Linked DNA regions of Homo sapiens: regions 1 and 3 are each linked to region 2. A link is an interaction called in ENCODE POLR2A ChIA-PET data of the cell type or tissue named here. Cell type or tissue: MCF 10A. All regions are shown on one strand.

Region 1 (4,000 bases), 410 kb before region 2:
TGGAGAGGGACAACCACCTTCTCCTTAGTGGAGGAAAAGTTAAGAACAGCTCCAGTCCAAAAACCTGCTGGCTGGCTAGGATCATTAGCTTTGTCCTGACCCCTGTGTGCTACTGGTCTCCCCAGGCTAGGATTTGTGGGTAGGGAGGGGAGGATGATTTAATGATGTGCAGAGCACTTGACTCAGAACCACGCAGGCTTGGATCCGTACTGCTCCCCATCTGGGTGACTTTAAGCAAGTCACTGTCCATCTTCAGTTTCTCATCTATAAACCAGGGGGTTGATCACCAAGCTGTCCTACAAAACTAAAGAATAAATTCTGTACCTCAAGTAGGTAAAATTGGTCTATGATGCAGCCTCTCCTTTCCCTTAACTGGGCCTCTGTCTCCTTTGATGCCCACACCCAACCCCTACAGCCCCTTCTTGCTCTCAGCAGGTGACACAGCTAATCCAAAGATTCCCACCTTTTAAAATTTCCAGTGTTCCTCCATGATAGTAGTTATGCTTTTCTAGTAACCCACTAGAATACATTTGGTAACTCTTAAAAGGAGCTGTGTCTTTTTTTTTTTTTTTTTAAGACAGAGTCTTGCTCTGTCACCCAGGTTGGAGTATAGTGGTGCAATCTCAGCTCACTGCAACCTCCACCTCCCAGGTTCAAGTGATTCTCCTGCCTCAGCCTCCCAAGTAGCTGGAATCACAGGTGCCCACCACCACGCCCAGCTAATTTTTGTATTTTTAGTAGAGCCGGGGTTTTGCCATGTTGGCCAGGCTGGTCTTGAACTCCTGACCTCAGGTGATCCACCTGCCTTGGCCTCCCAAAGTGCTGGGATTACAGGCGTGAGCTACTGCACCTGGCTGGATCTGTGTCTTTTAAAAGGATCACTTGGAACCTAGATTCATTTAAAGACCTTGCTGGGCAAGGTGGCTCACATCTGTAATCCCAGCACTTTGGGAGGCCATGGCAAGAGAATCACTTGAGTCCAGGAGTTTGAGACCAGCCCTGGCAGCATAGCAAGACCCCAACTCTACAAAAAATGAAAAAAATTAGGCATGATGGCTCCTGCCTATAGTTCCTGCTACTCTGGAGGCTGAGGTGGAAGGATCGCTTGAGCCCGAGAGGTCAAGGCTTCAGTGAGCCATGGTTATACCACTGCATTCCAGCCTGGGCAATAGAGTGAGATTCTTTCTTAAAAAAAAAAAGTCAATTTAGGAGAGAATTCTTTCTGAAATCATTGCTGGGTGCTTTTATGGATTCCCAAACCCTGGGGATCCTGAAGGCTGGAAACTACAGAATCAGTTCTTGCTGACTGTTGCCAACATGGACCTGACACCCACACTTGAGTTTTTAGGATCCCCAATCCCCACACTTGAGTTTTAGAGGATCCCCCAAGTCCTGAGAGGAGAACTACTCCCCTACATGCCTCCAGAGGAAAGAGTGAATAGATGAAGCATCTCAAAGGTCAGTGACTGCCAACTCAGAGGCCAGAGGCTCCCTGGGTTTGTGGAGACTGTGGGAGTCCTCTCTGAGGAAACCCAAATGGCAACTTGTGAAAAATACACCTGGACCCCACCCCTGGAAACTCTGAGTCAGTAGGTCTGGGCTGGGCGGGCATGTTTCAGTTTCACCAGTTCTCTGGGTGATTGTGGTGCTCAGCCAGGGCCAGTGCACTGTAGAGATCAAGAGCAGGGCTTTGGAGTCAGACCTTGGGCAAGACGCTTCCTCTCTCTGAGCCTTGATTTCCTCATCTCTAAAATGAGGATAATGAGAGTCCCCTGATCCAGGGCTGAGGACTGATGGAGATCTGCAAGTGAGCTCCTGCTCACAACTCCTCTGTCACTGCCATTTCCTTTGCAGCATGACCCCTCCCCTAGTCACACCCTCTCTCCACCCCCAACCCCTACCGCACCCAGGCACAGGAAGCTGACAGTCTGAGGTCGGCCCAGCTCTCTGGAGAGAGGCCCTGAGTGTCTGGGCATTTAATTCTTCCTTGTCCTACTATCTGACAGCACGCGGGGGTCAGAGTCTCTGCCCTGGGTTCTTCAGGATCCAATGGCAAAAGTGCAGGTGAGGTGCAGGTCTTAGGGACAGTACAGGGCGACAGAACTAAGCTCAAATAACTGTGCTGTTATGTGGCAGGTTCTGTCCTGGGTCGGGGAGGGCATTCATAGGTCCTCTCCTAAGACTCCCTTTTTAGAGAGATGAAAACTGAAGCCCAGTAAGGTTAATATGCTCACTGGGATTTAGTCAATCTCTGTCTGGCTTTTGTATTTTGTCTGCTTCTTCCCATGAAGTGTTTAAGTTCATTCAAGAGATACTTAATGAGCATCCATTAGGTGCCAGGCCCCGTGATACCACAGTGAAAAAAACGCAAATGTTTCTACCCTTGTGGTGCTGACATTCTAGTCAGAGGAGGCAGATAATAAACTAAATGAAATGTACAATATGATGAAAGATGATACATGACATGGAAGAAAATAAAGCAGAAATGGGTAGGGATCATGGAGGTCAGGCAGGATTGGGTTACAGGTTTAAATAAGGTGATCAGGCCGGGCAGGGTAGCTCACACCTGTAATCTCAGCACTTTGGGAGGCTGAGGCGGGTGGATCGCTTCAGCCCAGGAATTCAAGACCAACCTGGGCAACATAGTGAAAGCCCGTCCCTACAAAAGATAGAAAAATTAGGCCCAGCACGGTGGCTCTTGCCTGTAATCCCAGCACTTTGGGAGGCCGAGGCGGGTGGATCACCTAAGTCAGGGGTTCGAGACCAGCCTGGCCAACATGTTGAAACCCCATCTCTACTAAAAATACAAAAATTAGCTGGATGTTGGTGGCAGGCACCTGTAATCCCAGCTACTCAGGAGGCTGAGGCAGGAGAATTGCTTGAACCCGGGAGGCAGAGGTTACAGGGAACTGAGATCACACCATTGCACTCCAGCCTGGGCACAAGAGCAAAACTACATTGCAAAAAAAAGAAAACACACACACACATATACACACAAAAATTAGCCGGGTGTGATGGCGCACGCCTACAGTTCCAGCTACTCAGGAGGCTGATATGGGAAGATCACCTGAGCCAGGGCGGTCGAGGCTGCAGTGAGCTGTGATTGTGCCACTACACTTCAGCCTGGGCAACAGAGTGAGACCCAGTCTCAAAAGATAAGGTGATCAGAGGATATTCCACCTGGTCAGGGAATATATATTCCCTGAGAAGGTGTCATCTAAGTAAAAACAGGGAGGAGGAAAGGGTTTGAGCCATGCAGTGACCTGGAGAGAAATATTCCAGGCTGCAGGAACAGTAAGTGCAAAGGCCCTTGGGCAAGAATATGCCTGACCTGCTGGAGGAACATTAAGAAGGCAGAATGGCTGGAGGCAAGTAAACAAGAGGGATGAGGTCAGAGAAGGTGCAGCAGGCCAGGTCACATGGGGCCTGGAGGCCTGTGGAAGGACTCGAACTTTTACTCTGAAAATTATGGGAAACCATTGGAGCATTTGAGTTAGACTTTAGGAGTCAGTCAGAAACATTCAGTGAATGGGGGACATTATACTATCTTTGGAGTCAAGGTTGAGATTAGAGTCATTGCTGCCCTCAAGGAATGTAGAACACCCAGAAATGCTCACACAAACAGTGAACAGCAAAAGAATATTATTATAGAGCAACTTAATAGGGCAAATTAATAACTGGGTTAATGGCACCCTTTTTCATCCCTATTGTTTTAAATTTTATCCTAAAGACAATATATTCTCCTGGTTTAAAAAAAGAAAACACACAGAAGAATATAATGTTAATGAAGAAATTCGGGGCTGCGCTGTGGTAGCTCATACTTGTAATCCCAACACTTTAGGAGGCCGAGGCAGGAGGATCTCTTGAGCCCAGGAGGGCTCTTCCTGCCTCGGCCTCCTAAAGCATTGGGATTACAGGTATGAGCCACCATGGCCTGGGCAATATAATGGGAACTCATCTCTATGAAAAAAAAGAATTTTTTTTTTTTTTTTCCAGACAG
Region 2 (4,000 bases):
CTCTGTCACCCAGGCTGGAGTGCAGTGGTGTGATCTCAGCTCATTGCAACCTCCACCTCTCAGGTTCAAGAGATTCTCCTGCCTCAGCCTCCTGAGTAGCTGGGATGGGTGTGCACCACCACGCCTGGGTAATTTTTGTATATATAGTAGAGGTGGGCTTTCACCATGTTGGCCAGGCTGGTCTCAAACTCCTGACCTCAGGTGATCTACCCACCTTGGCCTCCCAAAGTGCTGGGATTACAAGCATGAGCCATTGCGCCTGGCCTTGTACAATGGAATTCTATATAGCATTTTTTTTTTTAATGAGGCAAATCTATGTATACTTGTAACAGAGATTGTTAGTTGTGCCCCAGTATCCATTCTTCTCTTCCCCTCTGATTTTTGAGCTGGGTATATGGCTATTTGGAATAAAGAATAAATTTCCCAGCCTCCTTTGCTGGTAGGTGTGCCCCTGTGTTCTTGTTAATGTTTTTGTTTGTTTGTTTGTTTGTTTTGCTGGATAGATGCAGATGTAATGGCAGGAGCTCAGACAGCCATATTGAAACATGAGGTAGAAGCCCCATGTTGAAGATGGCATAAAAATGACAGAAGGATCCTAGGTCCCTGATAATTATGGAATCCTGGTATTGCCTGGCCACTTACCTTTGGACTTCATTAGAGAGAGAAATCAATGTCTAATTTTGCAAGACACTGATATTTTTAATTTTCTTTCACTAGCAGCCAAACCTAATCTTAACTGATAGATATTATATTAGTCTGTTTTCACGCTGCTGATAAAGACATACCTGAGACTGGGCAAGTTACTAAAGAAAGAAGTTTAATTGGACTTACAGTTCTGCATAGCTGGGGAGGCCTCACAATCATGATGGAAGGCAAGGAGGAGCAAATCACATCTTACGTGGATATTGGCAGGCGAAGAGTGCTTGCACGGGAAAACTCCCCCTTATAGAACCATTGGATCTCGTGAGACTTATTCACTATTATGAGAACAGCATGGGAAAGACCTGCCCCCATGATTCAATTACCTCCTACTGGGTCCAAACCATATCACATATAATGATGTGGAATGATTTCTAAGATAAATTGTTAAATGCAAAAGCAAGGTGCAAGCAATGCATACAGTATGATACTATTTTTGGAAAAAAGTGCAGAAAGATATAACTATGTTCGCATATGGGCAACATTTTCCAGAAGTATATACTGTTTGAATTTTTCACCATGTGCAAATATAACTTATTCAAAAGTGAACTTTTAAAAATCAGTTTTAAACTAATTAAAAAATGATTTGTATTTCTAAACCATAACAATTTGATTTTTTAGAAATCAACATAGTTTGATGAAACTATGGTTGTTTTTTCTTTTCTTTCTTGTTTTCTATATTTGCAGGATTTTAAGATATTTACATGCAAAATAGAACAGTCCCAGACAATAAAAATAACTTATGCTTTAAATATTTCTGATTTGATGTCATGCAAACGCTTTCATTCCCAGGACCCCAAAGGTCAATATGTTGAACATACACTTTAGACTTGCAAGTCCATTCAGCAATATATATTGTGCATCTATGATCTTTAAAGCACTGCTTTTAGGTAAAAAAAAAAACAGACAAGAGATGTTTGTTCATGGAGCTGATGTTCTCACGGGACAAACAGGGTAATGCGATAAAAAGTCTTGAGAATTCCATTAGAGAGGGTAGTGAGGGAAGACCTCTGAGGAGGCAACATTTGTGCTAAGGCCCAAAAGATGAGAATTCCAGGAAATGATCCTAGCACATGCAGAAACAGAAGGATGCTCAGAGCAGTTGTGGAAGAACAAGGGGCAGGAAGAGTAGCTTCAGAAAAGGTAGCAGGGCAGCATCTGTGTGCTTCAGCGAGAGATCCTCTGCACCTAACCAGAAGTGCAAAACATAGGGCTGGGCGCAGTGGTTCATGCCTGTAATCCCAGCTCTTTGGGAGGCTGAGGTAGGAGGATTGCTTGAGCCCAGGAGTTCGAGACCAGCCTGGACAACATAGGAAACCCAGTCTCTACAAAACATAAAACAATTAACTGGGCATGGTGGTGTGCCTGCAGTTCCAGCTACTCAGTGGGAGGATCACCTGAGCCCAGGGAGGTTGAGGCTATAGTGAGTCATGATTGCACAACTACACTCCAACCTGCGCTACAGAGTGAGATCTTGTCTCAAAAAAAAAAAGGTGTGAAAAATAAAAAGCCAATGATACCAAGAGCTGGTCAAAATGTGGAACAGTTGGAACTGTCATACTTTGCTGGTGAGAACATACAGTCACTTTGGAACACAGTTTAGCAGTTTTCTTTTGAAGTTAAGCATACACACATTTGCCATACGACTCAGCAATTCTGCTCCCAAGACAAATAAAAACATGTGTCCTCAAAAGGAGCTGTAGAAGAGTGTTCACAGCAACTTTTTCATAATAGCCCAAAATGACAAACAACCATAATGTCCATCAACAGGAGAATGAATAAACAAACTATGGTATAACCATCTAGTGGAATACAATACAGCAATAAAAAGGAACACACTACTTAATATGTGCAAAAACACGAACAAATCTTATAAACATTAAGTTGAGCAAAAGAAGCCAAGATACAAAAGAGTATATACTGTGTGACTCCATTTATGTAAAATTCTAGAAAATATAAATCTAATCTATACTGGTAGAAAGCAGACTGGACCGGGTAGGGATGGGCCCTTGCTTGGGCCAGGTAGCGATTGATTGCAAAAAGAAACAAACACAGCCAGTGCAGTGGCTCATGCCCGTAATCCCATCACTTTGGGAGGCTGAGGTAGGCAGATGGCTTGAGTCCGCGAAGTCAAGACCAGCTTGGGCAACATGGTGAAACTCTGTTTCTACAAAAAGAAAAAAAAGCCAAGAGTGGTGGCTCGCACCTGTAGTCCCAGCTACTTGGGAGGCTGAAGTGAGAGGATCACTTGAGTCTGGGAAGTTGAGGCTGCAGTGAGCCATGATCTCGCCACTGCACTCCAGCCTGGGCGACAAAGTCCCTGTCTCAAAAGAAAAAAAAAAAAAAAAGAAGGCCGGGAGCTGTGGGTCATGCTGTAATCCTAACAGTTTGGGAGGCCAAGGTGGGTGCATCACCTGAGGTCAGGAGTTCAAGACCAGCCTGGCCAACATGGTGAAACCCTGTCTCTACTAAAAATACAAAAATTAGCTGGGCTTGGTGGCGGGTGCCTGTAATCCCAGCTACTCAGGAGGCTGAGGCAGGAGAATTGCTCGAACCCGGGAGGTGAAGGCTACAGTGAGCTGAGGCCGTGCCACTGTGCTCCAGCCTGGGCAACAGAGCAAGACTCCACTTCAAAAAAAAGGAGAGGAGAGGAGAGGAGAGGAAAGGAAAGAAAGAAAAGAAAAAGAAACAGGGAAGCTTTTAGAGTGGAGGAATTAATCTATATTGTGATAGACATTACACAGGTAAACATTTGTCAAAACTCATCAAACTGTACACTTAAATGGGTGCATTTTATCATAAGTAAATTATGCGCATGTAAAGTTGATTTAAAACACACAGTGTGTGTGTGTACTTACTAGTCTGGTACATTATGTTTCTACTTCTGTCTGTTTTTTTGTTTTTGTTTTTTGAGACAGTCTCGCTCTATCGCCCAGGCTAGAGTGCAGTGGTGCAATCATAGTTCACTGTAACCTTGAACTCCTGGCTCATGATCCTCCTACTTAAGCCTCCCAAGTTGCTGGGACTACAGGTGTGTACAATCGCACTGGGCTAATTAAAAAAAAAAAAAAAAAAGTAGAAACAGCGTGTCCCTATGTCGCCCAGGCTGGCCTCAAACTTCTGGGCTCAAGCAATCCTCCCGCCTCAGCCTCCCAAAGTGCTGGGATTATAGGCATGAGCCACACCTGGCCTCTCTGTATTTTCTAGAAAATAGCTTGCGAATAATTGTTTGTTACCCGCTCTCTTTTTTCCCTTTATCCCCTGCGCCAAAGTGAATTAAGCCTGTCACCTGGAATTTCTA
Region 3 (4,000 bases), 64 kb before region 2:
AAGAACGGGATTGGTTCCCAGCTTCTAGAAACCCACTGCTTATAATATGCTTCTGTGATGCACAGAAACTTGTAAAAGGCACCTTGATAACAGAGGGAAAAGATCTCTTAAATATTTGGAGGGTCCTGGACTGTATGCCTGGGAAAATATATGCACACAAAAAAATTTCCTGGGGATTCACAGAGATGCTGACATCCATCAATAGATCTCTGGGTGTAAAGCACTGAACAAATGAAAACCACCAGGTGAGAGGTTATTGGGAAAGTACCCCACAGATTACTTATTATTAAAAAAGGAAAAAGACCTTTCAAGTAAAACAATCTGACTGATAACACTTTAACAAATGATCTGCATCATAACCAAACTCTGCATCACCAATAATGAAAAAAAGTGCTATTACTCTGTCTCCTAATATGATGTAGTGATGTGATTTAGATGTGCTATCACCTATGTGCTATCCCTATCAAAAATGTTTAACCTGAAACTAACCAGGAAGAAAAGACAAAAACAGATTGTGGAGCACTCTACAAGACCATTGGCCTACACTCCTGAAAAAATGTTAACAACATAAAGAACCAAAAAGGTGGCGTGCACCTGTAGTCCCAACTACTCAGGTGGCTGAGATGGAAGGACTATTGATTGAGCTCAGGAGTTTGAGACTGCAGTGAACTGTGATCATGCCACTGTACTCCAGCCTGGGCCGAAGGGTGAGACCCCATCTCTTAAAAGATAAAAAAAGAGAGAGAAAGAGAGAGAGGGAGAGACGGGAGGTCTGTTCCAGATTAAAGGAGACTATAGAGATATGACAACCAAGTGTAATCAGTGATCCTTGGCTGGATCCTGGATTAGGGGACAAAATATAAGAACTTGGAACAGGAGACTGCATATTAGCTTATTACTACTATATGTCAGCCTTTTGGAATGTGATATAGTATTATGGTTTTATGCAGAGTAATATCCTTGTTCATAGGAGACACATGCTGTAGTATTTAGGGGTGAGGTGTCATGATATCTGCCACTTGCTTTCAAATCATCCAAAGACAATGCTTTCTTTTGAATGTTCATCATTTGGAGTTCAGCTAAATTTTTAAATGAAAATACTGTCAATGAAGAAATGTTTTCAGGCTGGGAACAGTGGCTTACGCCTGTAATCTCAACACTTTGGGAGGCTGAGGCGGGTGGGATCACTTGAGGCCAGGAGTTTGAGACCAGCCTGGCCAACATGATGAAACCCCGTCTCTACTAAAAATACAAAAATTAGCCAGGCGTGGTGGCACACGCCTGTAATCCCAGCTACTCGGGTGGCTGAGGCACAAGAATCACTTGAACCTGGGAGGCAGAAGTTGCAGTGAGCCGAGGTCATGCCACTGCACTCTAGCCTGGGTGACAGAGCAAGACTCTTTCTCAAAAAAAAGAGAGAGGAAAAAAAGAAACATTTTCTTTTGGTTCTCACCTTGCTATTTTGAAAACAATGGCTTGTTTAAATTCGAGTAAATAGGCAACCTGTATAAGCTGATTTACTAGCTTTCTAAATCCCATTTGATAAAGGAATTAGCTCTTCATGTTTTGGCTCCAACACTTCAAGGGATGCAAGTCATCTTAGTAATCTCAGAGGATGGCTCTTGTCAGTAGTACTGAGTCCATATGAAGAGAAGTACTATGAATAATTAAAACACAAAGATAAAAACAACAAGAAAACAAACTTTTGAACTTTCAAAAGCAGATAAAGCTGGAAGAATAAAGACATAAACTGAATTTTCCAAGTATTTCCCCTTAATTCCAGTTAAGCCATTAGGAGTATAGGTTTTTGTAAGCTAACAAAACAAATAAAACTTTTTCCTTGATTGAATGTTATATAAAAAAGACAGTAAGGACAGACAATTCCTAAAAACTGTAATGACACACTGAGACAGTTTCACCATTTTTATAAGAGAGACTTTTCTTCTTTCCCTCACCCTAGATTTATTCTGGATTTAAAATCACTATGTAGCTATGGATATTAATCTATGATAAAGCTTACTGTGCTGAACTGTCCAAAGGCGGAAAATTGCTACCCAATGCATCAGAAAGGGAACACAGTTCGTTCTGTTATGGACATGGCAGATAAGCATACACTCTCCAAAGTGCTAGTCAGCAAACACCTGAGACATAACAGAAAAATGAGAATACACTTAATATTTTATCAACAGTGTACTAAAAATTTCAGTTAACATAACTAAACTATCAGGTCCCCCAAATGAGAAGTCATTTTAAAGCCATATCTACCAATTCCCTATGTATATTATGTAAATTACTGTATTGTTCTCTTTGTTAAAATATCAGTGTCTTGCCTCAGATTATGCTACTAACAGGAGAGTTTTCAGAAAGATATTTCTTTGGTAAACTTATTTTTCTTCTCGGAACAAATAATTACTGAAGAAAACAAAGCTAAGAGACCACACTTCCCCTGACTCTGAGTGCTGAGTTGGATAAATTACTGTTTTCAAGTAAGCAGAAAGCAAAGGATTATATTAAAACAAACAAAAAAACCCCAGAAAATATTAGACTATCCAAATGTTACCATTATATACTAAAGGATGAACCTGAATACAGGATTATTCCCCTTAATATGATTTTACCCTATTTGGCCTCAAAAAGGTTGAACGACAGGACTAAGTCATCAACTTCCTCTCCCCAGGAAGATGCTGGGATGACAAGAAAAAGTTTTTAAAATCTGCAAAACTCTGAGGTGGAAAACAAGACATGTTCCTAACTGAACCAGAACTTTGGGGGAATTTCTGAACACTACACAGCAGATGAGGTCAGACCGAAGGAGAGAGCAAAGAAGAGAAAGTTGCCTCCCAAACACCAACTGTTAAGAGCAGCTCTTCCCAGGGAGCCTGGAGAAGCTCTAGGTCTGGGGTCAGCCCCAGAAAGCAGGAGTGAGCTAGGGGAATGCACTGGAGAGCAGCATCTGGGGGAAAAAGCAGAAACTGTGTTTGGATCAGTTAGGCCAGGTAGGTTTCTTTCCTTCCAGAGTGCACACTGTGGCTCCCATCTTTTCTTCTCTGGAAGACATAATAATCCTTATTTTTGGAGTTCAGACCCATCGAAAGGATATGTCAAGGTACTTGTCTTCTTTCCTTAATTCCTGCAGGGGCCTTGATATTCTGGCCCTTAACTGCTGAAGACAAGTCTTTGCAGAATCTCCAGAAAAATTTTCTAGCATTATTTCTTTTCCTTTGATGTCTCTGTCCTCTACTTCTAGAAGTATTATTAGATAGACTTCGGACATTTTGGTATTATTCTTCAGGTTTCTTAAGTATTTTTCTAAACCTGGGCTAAACAACAGAATCACCTGAGGAGCTTAAAAAAGCTACTGATGTCTGGACTCCAGCCCAGAGAGTCTGGATTTAATTGGTCTGTGGTGGGGCCAGGGTAATGGTGTTTTCAAAAACCATGTTAGATGATCCTAATGTGCAGTCAGACATGGTTGAGAACCACTGGACATTTCTCCCATTTTTCATCTTTGTCTCTGGCTTTATACCCTAAGAGAAATTCTTTGATGGAATTTTTATTTATTTCTTATTGTCTCTTAAGAGACAGGGTCTTGCTCTGTTGCCCAGGCTGGAGTGCAGTGGTACCGTCATAGCTCACTGCAGCCTTGAATTCCTGGGCTCAAGCAATCCTCCCCTTCAGCCACCCTAGTAGTTCAAACTATAGACATGTGCCACCACACCTAATGTTTTTTTTTTATTATTTTTTTCAGAAGAGACAGGGTCTCACTATGTTGCCCAGGCTGGTCTTGAAGTGATCCTGGGCTCAAGTGATCCTCCCACTTCGTCCTCTCAAAGTGCTAGGATTATTAAGAGTGAGCCACCACACCTGGCCTGATGGAATTTTTACAACACCATTTGGTCATCAGCTATATTCAATATATCATTTAGTGTGCTCAAGAGATTTTTAAAAGAATTTAGTGGCCAGGTGAGGTGGCTCAAGCCTGTAATCCTAGCAATTTGGG

What was found. Peaks named below come from ENCODE experiments on the same cell type or tissue, not always from the same donor. Only the 100,000 strongest peaks of a DNase experiment are listed, where the experiment ranks them.
Region 1: POLR2A ChIA-PET joins it to region 2 with 5 read pairs; 4 of 35 experiments call an interaction of 5 or more read pairs at or near these places.
Region 3: POLR2A ChIA-PET joins it to region 2 with 5 read pairs; 5 of 35 experiments call an interaction of 5 or more read pairs at or near these places.

The regions. Positions count from the first base shown.
Region 1 is chr6:35,301,171-35,305,170 of GRCh38, forward strand. All of the region lies in intron 1 of DEF6 (DEF6 guanine nucleotide exchange factor), which reads left to right. Among named protein-coding and RNA genes, the nearest start is that of DEF6, 5.4 kb to the left of the region's middle. RefSeq lists enhancers at 1,685-1,814, 1,722-2,016, 2,015-2,214. In MCF 10A, no CTCF peak of the experiment used is centred here; DNase peaks (open chromatin) are centred at 1,601 and 1,871.
Region 2 is chr6:35,708,287-35,712,286 of GRCh38, forward strand. It overlaps a transcript of FKBP5 not described here. Among named protein-coding and RNA genes, the nearest start is that of FKBP5, 21 kb to the left of the region's middle. In MCF 10A, no CTCF peak of the experiment used is centred here; a DNase peak (open chromatin) is centred at 2,135.
Region 3 is chr6:35,644,710-35,648,709 of GRCh38, forward strand. All of the region lies in intron 1 of FKBP5 (FKBP prolyl isomerase 5), which reads right to left. Among named protein-coding and RNA genes, the nearest start is that of MIR5690, 18 kb to the right of the region's middle. In MCF 10A, no CTCF peak of the experiment used is centred here; no DNase peak of the experiment used is centred here.